Regions from separate parts of the Mus musculus genome. Here region 2 is linked to region 1. The links are chromatin loops, found by intact Hi-C in ENCODE. Cell type or tissue: left cerebral cortex. All regions are shown on one strand.

Region 1 (2,500 bases):
TCTTGGTCCTCTGCAAGAGCAGAAAGTACTCATAACTGGTAAACCTCATCTCAAGTCTTGTGTTTCTATTTTTATTTTAAAAACCCACCTGACTGTCTCTGCCTTTTTAACTGTGGGTGTTGGGTCATTTACATTTAATATAATTATTGATTACCTGGTTATTTATGTAATAATTGTCTCATCTGTTTGTTGTTCTTTTAGGTTGTACTTCTAAGACTTGTTAGGTGAGGCCAGAGATGGGCATTTAGGACCTTTTATTTCTTGCTGTTCAGGCAGGACTCCAGGCGATCTGCCCATAGCGTGTGAATTAGGCTTTCTAGTTGCAGTAAGCAGGGGTGATTCTGGGATGGAAATGATGGCTCACACTGTCCCCTTTCTTTTGGGTGGTTATGTCCTGGCCTTGGCCATTTTACTGAACACACATGCTGCCCGGTTCTCTGGAGGATGCCTGATAGGGAACTCTGTACACTTACAGTTAGAGCAGGAGGCACAAAAGGACCAAGGACAAGATATCTTCAAAGACCTGCTTCCTATGACCTACTTCAGCTTGGTCCAGTTTCCAAGTATACAGAATCCTCCGGAATAATAGTACCTCCATCTGGGGACCAAATGGTCTAAATATGAGCCCATGGAGGGACTGAAGCCATTAACCACTGTCTAGGCTCTGCCGTTAGTAGAGGGGGACTTCCTCGAGGGCAGAGACTTGGTTAGGGTTGGGTTGCTTGTTTCTAGAACAATGTTGGTATACAGTAGGTGCTTAATGAAACAGAGCAAACATATGAATAGATATTTTTGGGCATTAGGTAAATCCACTTCTTGTGTGACCCTGAACCAGACATGTGACCCCTCAGGTGGCATCCTTAGTGGGTACTGTCCATTCTGCCCATTTATAATGCTGGAGAGGGCCAGGTCTGGATACAAGGATGATTGATAGCTCTAGGCTTTGGATTGGCACTGTCACCACCAGAGGGCGCCCGATGCCCACACTATGGATCGGGGCTTTCCGAAGCTGTCGGATGCAGGTGGTACAGGTTTCAATTCCTGTTGCTCCTTTTCCATGGTTCCCCACTTAGAGACAGCCCTGGGGGGATTTCCCACCGTTGTTTTCCCACATAAAGGAAAGTGCGGGTCCATTAGGGTGAGGACTGTTCTAAATGTTCCATGACTTCTTCTGTGTGCTAGACTCCAAACCTTACCTTGGACAAGATAAGGACATTCCTAGTGTTCTAGAGCTGGGTCCTCTTAGACCCAGGAAAACCCTTCACCCAAGGTCACATCTCAGCTGTGGGTGTGTTTGGTCCCAATGAACCTCCTGTTCTGAGTGTGCCCATGGCCTCGGAACCGGTCTCTTTCCAGTTATGCTCTTTTACCCAACTGCAGCCCCAGAGCCTTTGCTTTGCTGTTCCCTCCAACAACACTGTCCCTGCCGTTCTTCATACAGTTGGCAATTCAGGCGGCAGGTCAGGTGCTCCCTCCCAGAGAAGTCTTAAGTGTCGATACCCGACTCCATCCAACCACCCGCTTGTTTTGCGTCCTCTAGAAATGGTTCTCAATCTAGGGGTCACGACCCCTGGGGCTCTAAAGACCCTTTCACAGATATTTATAATCGTGACCTTCTAAAGACCCTTTCACATTTATTCAGATTTCACATTTATTCACAACAGCAGAAGAATTGCCGTTATGAAGTAGCAATGAAAACAATTTTGTTGGGGGTTACCATAATACCAGGAGCTATTGAAAGGTTGCAGCGTTAGGGAGGTTGAGAACCACTGTTCTAGAGCATTTTTAACCCCTCTGAAGTCAGCCGTGTTCCTGGTTTCTGATGGCTAATGCTGTCAGTTATTAGAAGGAAGGCCCATGGCCAGCGTGTTTCCAGAAAGGCTCTGTATTGCACTTGGCAGTGGGAGAAGCCATGTGGGCACTTCTGAGCGAGGGAGTGATAGGGCGGTGGGCTGCTTGTCACCCCCATCCTCAGACACCTAAGTGGAACTTTAGTTCCTCCTGCTTAAACTCTGGGTTTTTGTTGTTGTTGTTGCTGCTGTTTTGTTTTGTTTGCCAGTGAGGGGGACAGGGTGGTGGCTAAGAGTCACAGGGGGAAGAGAGATTTTTCTCTGGGTACGCTTTTGTGTGAATTATGAATTACACGCCTATATTGACTATTGGAAACGATGAGTGAGAGGCTGGGGAGATGCCTCAGTGGGCAAATTGTATACAGCCACGAGGACCAGAGTTTGAGCCCCAGACACCGAGTAAAAAGCCAGGTGCTTTGGCAAGCTTTTTAAATCTCAGCACCAGGGAGGTGGAGACATGGGGATCCCTGGGGTTCACTGGCCAGCGGCTTAGCTTAACTGACCAGCCTCACATCAACCAATGAGAGGGTGCCATCTCAACACACACACACACACACACACACACACACACACACCACACACACACACACACACACACACACACACACACACACCAGAACAAATACACTTCCCCCTCCAAACTACAACAT
Region 2 (2,500 bases), 820 kb after region 1:
TTCATGCTCCCCACCCTCTACCTGTAACACACACACACACACACACACACACACACACACACACACACACACGCACACACACACCACACACACACACCCGCGCACGGATCGCTCCGCAGGATTCTCGGTCTGCCCACCCCAGGTACATGCTCATCCTCACAGTCTCCGGTCCTTACATGTAGACGTTCCCTCCAGGTTGCTCTCTCCTCCATCTGGCCTCAGGATAGCCAGCCTGAGGATCCCTTGCTGCTTAGGGTCTACGAAATTTCACTTTCTAAGGTGCAGAGGACAACAAGCCACCCTGGATTGACCCCCTTCGTGTATCAAAAGAACACCTAGAAAGGTGATGGTCACACCGTGGGAGGGACTTCCTTTGATTCAAACTATCCATCTCCGGGGTCTCCCTGTGGTCACCAGGAGGGGACACGGCAAGTTATCCATCAGTGGAAGGACAGCTGTATCACCCACCAGTAAAGCCCTTACTGGCTCTGGGCCTCTCCCCACTGTGGATGTGAGGAAATTAGAATGTTGGGGGAAGTCAGAGCGCCTTGCATAAGGCAACACACCCACACAACCAGGAGGCAGGAGCTCGTCCTCAGCGGAGTCACGACCTGCTATGACTGCAGTAACTGTGTCACTTCTGATGTCAAGGATTGGGCTCCAGCCCTCTGCTGCAGGAAAGGCTTCAGGGACCAACCAAAGTTGCACAACTTCCCCTCTGGTCACAGCGGGAGGCACCAGCCGAGCTGTGGGTAGACCCCAGCGCCACTGGCAGCCCCACTCTCCGTGTCTGCAAGTGGGACTCCGCTATCTCCCCCCCCCCCTTTTTTTCACAGAAGCTACTAGGAGGCGAGCTGGCCTTGGCCCGCTCTCCCCTAAAATGCCTTTCATGGTCCTAATTCGTTTGGCAGCTTTTGCAGAAAAACTCACACGGGGATTGCAAATGAATTCAAGCCCCCAGCTCCCAGGAGGAGAAGATGGAGAGAGGAGGCACAGGAAGTTTGAGTAGGAAGGTGACTCTAGCCTGGCCCAGGAGCCCTCCACCCACCTGCAAAGCCCATACTCCTGCCAGCGGGAGCCCGAGCCCTCCCAGCCCCTGGCAGGAGCCAAGTGTTCTCTCCTTTTGAAAAGCTTGCCAGTCCTTGTCCTCAGAGTGTTTGGAGTTAGGTCCATTATGAGGAGTCTCCTTTTGAGTAGAGACACATTCAAATCCAGATGCGGTCCCCTCAGAACAAAAGGCCCTCCAAGTTCTCTTCTCCAGCCCGACTGGCCTCCTTTGAGGAAGAATGGCTCTCCTAAGTGGAATTCATTCCTCCAGCCAAGAACCTGCTGTTCTGAATTTGTTAAACGCAGTTTAATAGCCTTCCTCCATTCCGTTTCAGACGGGAGGGGGGCTCAAGGTGAAAGGCCACCACTGATGGGTTCATTGGATTGGATGGACTTCATGAAGAAGAGAAAGCTGCATTCTTTTTATTTATTTAGATTTTTTCCCCTCCCAACATCCAAGACACATACCCTAACAACACAAGTATGAGAGGAAACACAGATTGCCAAAGGACCTCTCCAGTGGCCTGCTCCATTTTACCCAATCAAAAAAAAACCTTGCAGGAAAGAGGAAGGAGTTACTCAACATGCACATAGACAACAACAGGCGCAATGGCTCATGTCTGCAGCCCCAGCGCTCGGGAAGACAGGGCAGGAGGATTGTGGCGAGTTGGCAACCATAGAGTGAATTCCTGGCCAGCCTAGGCTACAGCGTGAGACCCTGTCAAAGAAGGAGGAAGGGGAGTTAGGGATATGGTTTAGTTGGTAAAGCTCTTGCCTAGCATACACAAAGTCCTGAGTTCGATGCCCAGGACTCCATCAACTAGGCGTGGCAGTGCCTGTCATCCCAGCACATAGAGATGAAGGCAGGAGACTCAGAAGTTCAAAGTCATAATCAGCAACATAGGAAGTTGAGGGGCCAGCCTGAGGTATATGAGGCTCATTAAAAAGGAGGTAAAGAGCTAGCTCGGTGGTTAAGGGCACTCCCACAGAATAAAACTAAAACCTTTCCAAAGGAATGACATGATGTCCTGCTTCCAACCGCTTATTTTCAAAGGGAACCTTAATGTAGAGGAACTGTGGACTCCATATTTGTTTATGCCCCTGTGTATAGTTATCCAACAGGGATTTCTATGAGGAGAGTCTAGTATTTGTGTTAAAGCCACCTGAAAACTGCAGCCAGGAACCCTGTCCTCGTTCTTCTTGCATACCGCTGACATCGGGGAACTCACTACCTCTGCGTGATGAGATTTAACTGCGTGTCAAATGGGCATGCCTTTTGTACCTGGGCTACCTCTGCTGAAGGAAACATGGCATGGTGACTAGGGCGCAGCTAGCCAGAGGATCTGGAACCTCTCTGTCCCCATCCATGTGTGAGGAACCACAGTGCACTGGGCACCTTGGTGAACAGTTGTCATGCACAGAGTGACAGACACCACGGGAGAACATAGCAATC

The links. Peaks named below come from ENCODE experiments on the same cell type or tissue, not always from the same donor. Only the 100,000 strongest peaks of a DNase experiment are listed, where the experiment ranks them.
Region 2: it touches region 1 in a loop (2.7-fold over the local background); 2 of 42 quality-filtered maps call a loop at or near these places.

What each region holds. Positions count from the first base shown.
Region 1 is chr4:125,961,410-125,963,909 of GRCm38, reverse strand. No RefSeq gene overlaps it. Among named protein-coding and RNA genes, the nearest start is that of 2610028E06Rik, 40 kb to the right of the region's middle. In left cerebral cortex, a CTCF peak has its summit at 965 (motif pointing right); a DNase peak (open chromatin) is centred at 974.
Region 2 is chr4:125,143,523-125,146,022 of GRCm38, reverse strand. The region is part of intron 1 of Gm40246 (a long non-coding RNA gene); the gene reads left to right. Among named protein-coding and RNA genes, the nearest start is that of Gm32611, 1.4 kb to the left of the region's middle. In left cerebral cortex, no CTCF peak of the experiment used is centred here; DNase peaks (open chromatin) are centred at 664 and 1,186.